Regions from separate parts of the Homo sapiens genome. Here region 1 is linked to region 2. The links are chromatin contacts, found by Hi-C or POLR2A ChIA-PET in ENCODE. All regions are on one chromosome and are shown on one strand. Each heading gives the region's core, a stretch centred on a gene start or an enhancer-like site at or near the end of the contact. The rest is flanking DNA. Distances are from core to core; before and after follow the strand shown.

Region 1 (6,003 bases), core at 3,383-5,882, 270 kb after region 2:
CTAATTGTGGCATATACATACAATGGAATATTGTTCAGCCATAAAAAGGAATGAAGTACTGAAGCATGCTACAACATGGATGAACCTTGAAAACACTATGCTAAATGAAAGAAGCCAGTCATAGAAGACCATGTATTATATGATTCCAGTTCTATGAAATGTCCAGAATAGGTAAATCCATAGCAACAGAAAATTAATCATTGGTTTCCAGGGGTTTGTGGAGGGTTGACGGGGGAAGGTGAATAGGGAGTAACTGCTAATGAGTACAGGGTTCTTTTTAGGGATGATGCAAATGTTCTGAAATTAATAGTGATGGTTGCACAACTCTAGAAATATACTAAAAACCACTGAACTGTAGGTTGAATTATATGGTATGTGGATTATATCTCAAATAAGTTAAACAGAAAAAAGATATCTTACTATGCATAACCCTAAGGTAATCGTTTTCACTAAATATTATATTGCTAAGATTCACCCTGTTGTTCATTTTTTTTAACGCTGTATAATTCCAAAACTGCATTTTAATCTACTCTCCTACTGATGGAAATCTGAGTTGTTTCTAGTTTTGTTTTTTTCTATCGTGGACAGTGTTGCTACAAAACGTTGTACCTGTCTCTTGCTGCACAAGGTCAAGAGTTTATCTTGGGTGTGTATCTAAAAAAGGAATTGCCAAAATGTTTTTTAAAGTGCAACAAAGTACATTCCTGTCAGTGATATATCAGAGATCCTGTGAATTCACAATCTCTCCAACACTAGATCCACCAGGCTTTTCAAATTTTGCCAACAGCATGGGTATATGATATCATCTCATTGTGGTCTTGATTGGTATTTCTTTGATCACTAATGAAGGTACCCATCTCTAATATGTTTACTGGTCATATGTGTTTCCTTTTCTGTGAGGTGCCTGTTTATGTCTTTTGCAATTAAGCTTTTGTTACAGTAGTCTCAAAATATCTTTTAATCTCAACATAAGGAAGGACTTTCTAAGCAAAAGTTTGCCTAAGTTAAACTACACTTAAATCTAAGTATCAAAACTCATGAGAAAGATGAAAAGACAAGTCACTAACTGGGAAAAGAGATCGGCAATGCTTATAACCAACAACTGGTATCCACGATATGCACAGAATTTGTACAAACCGGTAAGAAAATCTGACCTAAGATATAAGCAGGCGATTCACAGAAGAGACAACAAAAATGGAAAACAAATACATAAAAAGTTGCACATAATAACTCAAGACTAAACTATAATATCTAAGGATCCACAGTTGGGGTAGAAAACCATAAAGGAATCCAAGGAAGGGATTACTATACAAATCAGGACAGCGATTGCTTTGGGGGGAAAGGAAGGGGCTATGACTGGGATGAGGTACATGGAGGAGCTTCTAATAGGGCTGGCAGAATTCTATTTCTTCACCTGGGTGAAGATGACAGAAGCGTTTGCTCTACAATAATTCACTAAGCTATGATTTTTTTAGTATCTGTTTAATTCTGCAACACAAAATTTACAAAAATATAATTTACCCATCACACACATCAAATGAAAAAAATGAGTCTGAAAATACCATTTATATTGGCAAAAATATGAGGTGACATGAATTCTCATATATTGCTGGTGAAAGCATAAATATAACAGCAAAAGCAGTATCTAGTAATATTAAAAATGGATATAGGCCAGGCGCAGTGGCTCCCACCTGTAATCCCAGTATTTTGGGAGGCTGAGGCAGGTGGATTACCTAAGGTCAGGAGTTGGAGACCAGCCTGCCCTACATGGTGAAACCCCGTCTCTACTAAAAATACAAAAAATTAGCTGGGCATGGTCGTGGGCGCCTGTAGTCCCAGCTACTCGGGAGGCTGAGGCAGGAGAACTGCTTGAACCCAGGAGGTGGAGGCTGCAAGGAGCTGAGATTGTGTCACTGCACGCCAGCCTGGGTGACAGAGCGAGACTCCGTCTCAAAAAAAAAAAAACAAAAAAAACAAATGGATGTATCTAATTACCCAGAAATTCCCTTTTTACAACTATGTCCTGAGGAGACACATACAAGAATGCTTATGATGATATTGTTTCTAAACACAAAATCAGAAACAACCTAAATGTCCATCAACAGAAGCATGGGAAAATAAAATTATAGTATAGTCAATCGCACAACAGAATAAAGCAGGGCTACATTTATCGAGATGGATCAATTTCACAATATTAAGTGAAAAAAGTTACAAGAGAATACATAAAAAATAATATTATTTCCATAAAGCTTAAAAACATGCATATTAACAGAAGCAGGACTGGGACTATGGTGATGTGAACGAGGTACCTGGGGCACAAAATTTAAGGAAGCATCACCCTGGGGGTCATGCAAGCCCATGGCTGAGGGGCTCCTTACATTGGGGACCTAGGTGCCTCCTCATCTCACCCTGGCCCTGGCCCTGAATATAACATACAAATATACAAATACACACACACACACACACACACACACACAAACACACACACACACACACACACACACAGCAAAAGTATAAAGAAGTATATGGAAATGGTAATCATCAAATTCAGAAAAGAGAGTATCTCTGGGGATGGAAACAGAATTATGACCGCAGAGGTATACCAACTCCACTGGCTATATTTTCTTTCTTAGGCTGGGTTCTAGGTACAATATAGTCTTCTTTTTTTGTGCTCCATTTACTTAAGTGGAAACATATTTTTTTAATTTTACTTTAAGTTCTGCGATACATGTGCAGAACGTGCAGGCTTGTTACATGGGTATACATGTGCCATGGTGGTCTGCTGCACCTATTGACCCGCCATCTAAGTTTTAAGCCCTGCATGCATTAGGTATTTGTCCTAATGCTCTCCCTCCCCTTGGCCCCCACCCCCCAACAGGCCCCTGTGTGTGTTGTTCCCTTCCCTGTATCCATGTGTTCTCACTGTTCAACTCCCACTTATGAGTGAGAACATGCGGTATTCTGTTTTCTGTTCCTGTGTTGGTCTGCTGAGAATGATGGCTTCCAGCTTCATCCATGTCCCTGCAAGGACATGAACTCATTCTTTTTTTATGGCTGCACAGCATTCGATGGTGTGTATGTGCCATATTTTCTTTATCCGTTCTATTATTAATGGGCATTTGGGTTGGTTCCAAGTCTTCGCTATTGTAAATAGTGCTGCAATAAACACAATGTGCATGTGTCTTTATAGGAGAATGATTTATAACCCTTTGGGTATATACCCAGTAATGGGATTGCTGGGTCAAACGTTATTTCTGGTTCTAGATCCTCGAGGAATCCCCACACCATCTTCCACAATGGTTGAACAATATATTATTCTTTATGCTTTATATGTACTATTTCTTTATAACATTTTAGATCATCTACTTTTAGTAAATTCTCTGGTAAGTCTTATCCTGAGTGTTTTAGCGGGGGTGGGGAGCACAGTTCTCCATATATTTCCATATATTTTATTATTGAAACAGAGTATACCAAATACCATAAGCTCTGTACTTTTATCCAAATATACATGAACTCCCATGAACTCTAAAATTTGGTACAATAGCCATCATTTCAAAATCTTCAGCAACGTGTTCTACCAGTATCTCAACAACAGTTGCTAATACAGGATACTTTTCAGTTTTACACCAAACTCAAATTATTTATCTATATATCATTTCAGCCACTGTTACCAAACAAGAAGAACAAGAGTTTATGACTTTTTGTCTTTTATTCCTAAACCTCAAAAGGAACTTCTAAAAATGTATTATTAACCTTAATAAAATTTTAAGGTACTGGATTATGACTGACAATCACTGAAAAACATCAATAAGTCTGTCTTTATATTCTGAATATTTAGTTTTTAAATATCTCAATTTATAAGATTAGCCCATAATATCATTAGTAAATACCTTCAGGTACAATGTACTCAACAGTGTATATAAGTCCATATTTTAAATAGTATTTTTAGTAATTCTAAGCTATTTTTTATTACTGCTTTTTCATCAATCTGATGAGATCACCATTGTTTTTATATTATGCATTTGACTGACAAGTTCATAATATAAATAGAAGTATCCACTCTGTTTCTTTCTGGCTGTTCACGTGTATTTGTATTATTACTTCAATCTTCTGCTGACTCTGAAACTTCAATCTGCATTTTCTTTGCAGGAATCTTTGTGAGCCATCTGTCTATTTAGCAAAGTTCATTTTATTCAAATCAGGTAATATGATCTGAAAGACCACTAAACCCAGCAGAGGTGAACTAAAACATGTGCTAAAACAATATAAGCAGGTAAATAAGGAGGATCACAGTATCAGCCCCTCCAGGCGGTGGGGTTCCCTAGCTTACCGTACGTGACAGACATCATCAGACACACAGATGAAGTAAAGTGTCAACCTATGGGTCAAATACTGGTAAAACTTGATTGCTCATATTTTCTTGTAACACCCTGCCTAGAGGATCATTTTACATACCTCCCACTTTGGAGACTATTGCTCTTTTTAAAAGTAGGTGAGAAGACAAGACCGTGCTGAGCTTGAGGAGATTTTCAGGATTAGGGGTGTTAGAAGTAGAGAGGAAACTAAAGTCTAAGTGGTCAGGTAACTTGGCCTGAAGTTGCAAAGCTAGGAATCTGCGGAGTTGACCATGACGATGCTAAAGCGCTAGAGCCCATTTTCTTTCTATTGTGTCACATCGCCCCCTCCAGGGCAACATGAGGCCTCAAGGAATAAGGAAAGAACACAGGTCCCAAAACTGTGGTGCTGGATCAGACCTTAAATCATGGAGCTAAGTAGGATCTGAAGAGAGTGCAGCAAAAAGTTTGGATCCTTGTTAGTTCTTACACTCTGTTCTATTCATAGAAAATAGAGTGTTTCACACCTGGACTACGTCTACACGCAGAAGTTACGTAACTCCCACAGTAAAGACTAAAGGAAAAGGAGAGAAGGCTTTGGAAGTGTCTCCAGGATGTCTCTGTACATGCCTTTGTGTTAAATAGCCTTTATTTCCTTTCCATCTTTTTGTTAATTTCTTAACCCTGCCAGCTCTCAGCTACGTCAAAGCATCCAAGTATTGAAATTTCTTATGTAAGTTCACCACCTCCCACCATCTCCCTGTCAGTTTTTCTTTGGATGTCCATTTAATTAAGAAGTCAGTGAGGGGCCAGGCGCGGTGGCTCATGCCTGTAATCCCAGCACCTTGGGAGGCTGAGGCGGGTGGATCACGAGGTCAGGAGATGGAGACCATCCTGGCTAACACAATGAAACCCAGTCTCTAATAAAAATAGAAAAAAATAGCCAGATATGGTGACATGCGCCTATAGTCCCAGCTACTTGGGAGGCTGAGGCAAGAGAATCCCTTGAACCCAGGAGGTAGAGGTTACAATGAGCTGAGATCGTGCCACTGCACTCCAGCCTGGATGACAGAGCAAGACTCCGTCTCAAAAAAAAAAAAAGTTAGTGATGACTAAGACTCTCATTAACACTTAGTTACAACAAGCCAAACTTTATTGAAAGAGAACTTCCTTGCTTATTTCAGAAAAATTCTCAAATATTCTTCCTTTAATACTTCTTTTCTCTTCTCTTTCAGATTTAAAAAAAAAAAAAAAAGGCCAGGGAAAATAAATGTTCATAAAACCTTAAAGATTTGCTTTTTACAAATCTGAGAGAGTTCTCTAGGTTCCAATAAAAAAATTCAGTAACTGCACTCCACTACAACAAAGAGTTCTGAGTAGCTAAATAACCTCACGGGGCTGTGGTAACTCTTAAATCAATATCATGTAAAGCATTTAGCACAATGGCATCCAGTAAGAGCCCAATAAATGTTAGCTACTATTATTGATATTATTAGGTACTATTCAAATATAGTGAAGTTACGATGATATTTAGTCCAAACCTGATTACTACAGCATTTCAGCCCTATTTTAACTTATATATAATGTTAGTATACAAAAATTCAAGTTTAAAATGTGTTTTCTTTAAAGGTTGTGAGGTTTTTTGTTAAAAGTGAATTAACAAGTAAAT
Region 2 (5,613 bases), core at 2,311-4,810:
GAGACCATTATTCTAAGTGAAGTGACTCAGGAATGGAAAACCAAACATCGTTGTTCTTATCCATAAGTGGGAGCTAAGCTATGAGAATGCAAAGGTGTAAGAATGATACACTGGTCTGCAATCCCAGCACTTTGGGAGGCCAAGATGGGCGGATCACTTGAGGACAGGAGTTCGAGACCAGCCTGGCCAACATGGTGAAACTCCATCTCTACTAAAAATACAAAAATTAGCCAGATGTGGTGGTTCATGTCTGTAATACCAGCTACTTGGGAGGCTGAGGCAGGAGAATCCCTTGAACCCAGGAGGCGGAGGGTGCAGTGAACTGAGATTGTGTCACTGCACTCCAGCCTAGGCAACAGAGCAAGACACTGTCTCAGGAGGAAAAAAAAAAAGAATGATACACTGGACTTTTGGGACTTGAGGGAAAGGGTGGGAGGGGGGTGAGGGATAAAAGACTACACATTGGGTACAGTGTACACTGCTTGGGTGACGGGGGCACCAAAACCTCAGAAATCACTAAAGAACTTATCCATGTAACCAAATCTGCCCCTCCCGCCATGTTCCCCCAAAACCTATTGAAATTAATAAAAGGAACTAAAAAAAAAAAAAAAAAAAAAAAGACTGGTGCTAGGGATAGCTCTTGTGACCATTCTGCAGTATCATTAATGTTCTTTTTTCCTAACATTAAAACCTCAGTCTGGGCACTGTTTTGTCTCCCCAGCTACTTTTCCTATTACCACCTTCCAATCCTTCACTGTCATGTATTTGCAGACTGTGATTCTAGGAAAATCTCAACAATTTCTGAATTGAATATAAGATAAAAGGGATAAATTTGTCCTGAGATTTTAGATAACTGAATTTCTTTAAGCCATCTACGGAATAAAGACCAAATACCACCCCCACACCCCCACCTCCCCCACCCAAAAAAAAGTAAAATAGTGCAGCTGCTTTGGACAGACTGGCAGCAATTCCATTCCTAGGTATATATCCATGAGACATGAAAACATGTCCACACAAAAATCTGAACCCAAATGTTCATAGCAGCGTTATTCGACATAGCCAAAAAGTAAAAACAATTCAAATGTCCATCAATTCAGGAGGCCAAGGGAGAAGAATTGCTTGAATCTGGGAGGCAGAGGCTGCAGTGAGCTGAGATAGCGCCACTGCACTCCAGCCTGGATGACAGAAAGAGACTCTGTCTCAAAAAAAAAAAAAAAAAAGAAAGAAAACAGTATGCTACGTGCAAGAAGCCAGTCACAGAAGCCAGTCACAGAAGACCACATATCGTATGATCCCATTTATATAAAATGTCCAGAATAGGCAAATCTCAGGGCACAGGAAGCAGGATAAGAATCTCTGAGGGCTGGTTTCGAGTTTGCCTGGAAATGCCTAGATTAAGTGACCAGTTCAGACAGCGTAGGAACTCAAGATGGAAATTAAATCCACTTAAAGAACAAAAATGGGCCGGGCCCGGTGGCTCATGCCTGTAATCCCAGCACTTTGGGAGGCCGAGGTAGGTGCATCACCTAAGGTGAGGAGTTTGAGACCAGCCTGGCCAACATGGCGAAACCCTGTCTCTACTAAACATACAAAAATTAGCTGGGCATGGTGGCGCATGCCTATAATCCCAGCTACTCAGAAGGCTGACGCAGGAGAATCGCTTGAACCCAGGAGGTGGAGCTTGCAGTGAGCCAAAATCCTGCCACTGCCCTCCAGCCTGGGTGACAGAGCAAGACTGTCTCAAAAAAAAAAAAAAAAAAAAAAAAGAATGACCTCTGAAATGCTAACACACTTCACTGTAAGACAGATGGCCCAGCCAGCATTAAACATATGGCGAGGACTCAGGAATCTCCCTCTGCATGATCTGGGCCAGGCACCATGGCCTGAGGACCGCACATCAGAGTCATAGGACCCAGGTGAACATCCAGGCTGCTTCATAACAGCATGACACTGAACCTTTGCAAATACTTTGATATTGAAATGATGATGGGGGATGAGACAAGAGGGGTAGGCAGGGTGGCCAGCCACATGTGTCTAAAGCTCTAGTATCTGGAAGTGAAACCTCCTGCCCACCATCAGCCTGGAAATAATCAGACCCTCTTCCTGGGATCATTACCTAGGGCATGCCTTCTGAGGAAGATAAAAACCAGATTCTAGAAGTTGTGTTTGTTCAGAGCAGTTGAAAGAGAAAAGCTACGACTCCTGGGCAGGTGTTATTTCTCCATGGGTCTTATGCCCCAGCCCTTGGCGTTAGGATCACACTGGATGAAAATGAAGCCAGGACAGAGCTGTCAGGGCCCTCCGTGAATTCTGGTTTGTGTAGGGTAATACCAGTTTGCAATCCTGGGTGGGTCAGAGGCACAAGTGATAGCTCACCAATATGCATGGGCTTTCGCCAGGCCTGAGGCTAAGGGTTCAGGAAGCCTGGAGACCGGAGCCGATCTTGGATGAGATATACATCACGCAAGGGATGTCAACCAACTCTGTTCCTTGGTGGTTTTGACAAAAAAGCAAAAGTGTGGGCCCATCCACACTTGACTCTGTTGATGGGACTCTGCTCTCTCTTGCCACTCCCTCTGCTGGGAGCACTACTCTCCCCCATGCTGTCTGATTGGCTCCTGCTGGTCCCCTGGGCATCAGTCTCACTACTATCTCCTCTAGGATGAGACAATGTCTTTCTGAGATACTCCCACGGAATCTTGTGTGTCTCCATCACAGCACTATCTCACTTCTTAAATTCCATCCTCTGAATCCCTGTGCTCAGCACAGGTAAATTCTTAATAAATACTTGTTAAATGACAATGAAGTGCATCACATTTTTGGCCCTTTTTCTTCTGTAATGAAAAGTGGAAAAGAGCAGGAAAAGTGCTGGAGCAGGTAGTAATCTCCAGGAAGTAATACATCTATCAGTCGTCAGTGAATCTTTTCTTTTTTGAGACGGAATCTCTCTGTCACCAGGCTGGAGTGCAGTGGCGCGATCTCGGCTCACTGCAACCTCTGCCTCCTGGGTTCAAATGATTCTCCTGCCTCAGCCTCCTGAGTAGCTGGGACTACAGGCGTGCACCACCATGCCCAGCTAATTTTTGTATTTTTAGTAGAGATGGGGTTTCACCATGTTGGCCAGGATAGTCTCAATCTCTTGGCCTCATGATCCACCTGCCTCGCTTGGCTTCCCAAAGTGCTGGGATTACAGGCGTGAGCCATCGCCCCTGACCTTTTTTTTTTTTTTAGACAGGATCTTGCTGTTTCCCAGGCTAGAGCACAGTGGTGTGATCTTGGCTCACTGCAACCTCCACCTCCTGGGTTCAAGTGATTCTCGTGCCTCAGCTTCCTGAGTAGCTGGGATTACAGACATGCACCACCACATCTGGCTAATTTTTGTATTTTTAGTAGAGATGGAGTTTTGCCATGTTGGCCAGGCTGGTCTTGAACTCCTGTTCTCATGTGATCTGCCCACCTCAGCCTCCCAAAGTGCTGTGATTACAGGAGTGCTGGGCCCAGCCAACCAGTGAATCTTTATGTGAGATACTTTAACTAGATAAGCAAATGTGGTCACCAGACCTCTGAGATGGCCCCAAGGGACCCTCCCCTGCATTCATATCCGGGTGGAGTCTCCTCCCCTTCAATGTGGGCTAGGCCTAGTGACTCGCTGCTAATGAATCAGACAAGTGGGATATCACTTGTCTGGGATAAAAACTGTATTTTTCAGATATAAAATTCTGTGACCTATGATCTTCGCTAAGTTAACCTCGTCTCAGACATGGCAAGAACCAACACTTTGCTTCAGTTCTGACCATTCTGTCAGTGAGGAATGCTCTTCTGGGGTCCCAGCAGCATCTCGGTCACGTCATGGCATATTCTGCTTCTAACTTTCCTTTCTCACAAGTGGAGTCCGTACCACAGCTGCTGGCCACGTAGGCCTTGTACAGATGATGCTGATGAGGAGGTGTAGGGAGCAGGATACTCTGTATAAGATGGAACTATCTCAGGAAAGAGTCTGAAATAAGGTCCTTCTAACTAAATAAGTACAAACTGGAGTGTGTGGCGCACATGCAGTCTGAGAAACCTTCTGTGCACAGCAACATTCCTGACATGCTGACAATCACCTCTGAATCTGGCTGGAGTTTGTTCCTTCTGTTTACTTGATAGGCACAGGCCAGACAGAACACACTAAAAATCAAGATGGAGCACCGCACTGTGCAAATGCACCTCGTCTCAAAAGCACAGATGGGCTTTATGTTCAGAGAGGCAGGCCCTTCTCCATGGAGACTGCTGAACACTCCGCTCAACGCGAACCAGTCTAGAATACGCGGCACAGTGGGAGACTTGGGGAGGGGGAGGCATCACAGTTGGCACCCTGAGATTACAGGAAACCTGAGAAACACCTAGAAATCTGCAAAGGTAGAGCAACTAGTCAGGTGGCTCCAAGGATGGGGATATGTTGTCCAATGATAGGCACAAAAGACTCTTGTGCCTCTGGGTTTCAGCTGCCAGGAGAGGGCAATTCGCCTGGAGAAGCAAGGGAAGCTCTGCAATGTGCTACTCAGTGTTTTAAGGTTTCCTGATATAAGGAGTGGAATCTTGTTGTAGTACAAGCTGTAACAAAGGCTTGAGTCCAGCACAGGCCAATCATGGGTCTAACCAATAACTAAACACAATAAATGCCCTGTGACTCAGGTTCTCTCAATACAGAGGTCCCTTGTATAACAGTTGGAAACAATTCTGTTGCAAATGTAGAGCCAGTGAAACATTACAATCTGATAAGCTCTCTAGACTGCTGGCTCTTCATTTTCAAATCAGCAAAGACCCTGAGAACCCGAGAAAGCTCTGCATCATGTTCCAAGAAAAGTGTTCAGAAATTACAAAATCAGAGGGTTCATGACCCCAGCAAACTAGCTTGTTTTAGTCCAACATTCATTTTTCATTTGAGGAGGCTGAGGTCAAGAGAGGTCACAAGGTCACACACAAAATCAGTAGACAGGCTAGGACTGGTCCCTGGGTCTGCTAATTGCCTCAAACTGCTGGCGGAAAACTAAGCATATTGGGATCACAGCACAATGTTTCTGAGACTAAAAGGAACATGGATCAGTCAAGACTTCTGATGACTGACACTAACCGTGATTTTCCAGGGGACAGTCAATTTCATTCCCAGTAAGGAAATGTGAGAAAGGAGAATACAGGGATTATGAAAATCTCTTATGTATAAAAACAATCTCTTGTTGGAGCCAAAACAGGTATAGAAAATGCCAGAGAAGGTGCCCTGAGGACACGGGGATCCTTCACCAGCTCTGCATCTGAGCACAGAGGCAGGGACGCACATGCTGTGGCAGAGAGAACTGGCCAGGAGACCAGCTGCACGGAGAGAAAGGCAGTGTCTTTAGTAGGAAAATGATACTGCACTGTTCTTGGCCATGCTTGGGTGGCCCCAGCATGATGCCTGGCACTTAGTAGGGGCTCCAAAAATAGGACTTCCCTTCTTTCTTTTTCCTCATGGAATAGGGAAGAATTTTTAATCCTCCTGGCACACATTATAGTCAGGTAAACAAGGCCAGAGAGACTTGTGGCAAAAGGCCTGACTTTAAGAGTTAATGCCCTCTGCAGAGCATTCATAAC

The links. Hi-C counts contacts between places; a loop is a spot of excess contacts on that map. ChIA-PET counts read pairs that join two places held with the same protein, here RNA polymerase II (POLR2A). Pooled maps may share reads with other maps.
Region 1: a loop to region 2 is called in a pooled map, with 3 times the contacts of the local background. The contact joins two enhancer-like sites. A Hi-C loop is called at or near these places in 2 of 50 pooled maps. POLR2A ChIA-PET finds 5 or more read pairs at or near these places in 4 of 52 experiments (H1, Panc1 and WTC11).

The regions. Positions count from the first base shown.
Region 1 is chr2:25,660,204-25,666,206 of GRCh38, forward strand. The region is part of intron 1 of DTNB (dystrobrevin beta); the gene reads right to left. Among named protein-coding and RNA genes, the nearest start is that of DTNB, 10 kb to the right of the region's middle. Within about 2 kb of position 4,633, at least 4 of the 41 ENCODE cell types and tissues checked have a DNase peak (open chromatin) inside an H3K27ac peak, as active enhancers do.
Region 2 is chr2:25,396,136-25,401,748 of GRCh38, forward strand. All of the region lies in intron 16 of DTNB (dystrobrevin beta), which reads right to left. Among named protein-coding and RNA genes, the nearest start is that of DTNB-AS1, 22 kb to the right of the region's middle. RefSeq lists an enhancer at 5,426-5,475. Within about 2 kb of position 3,561, at least 5 of the 41 ENCODE cell types and tissues checked have a DNase peak (open chromatin) inside an H3K27ac peak, as active enhancers do.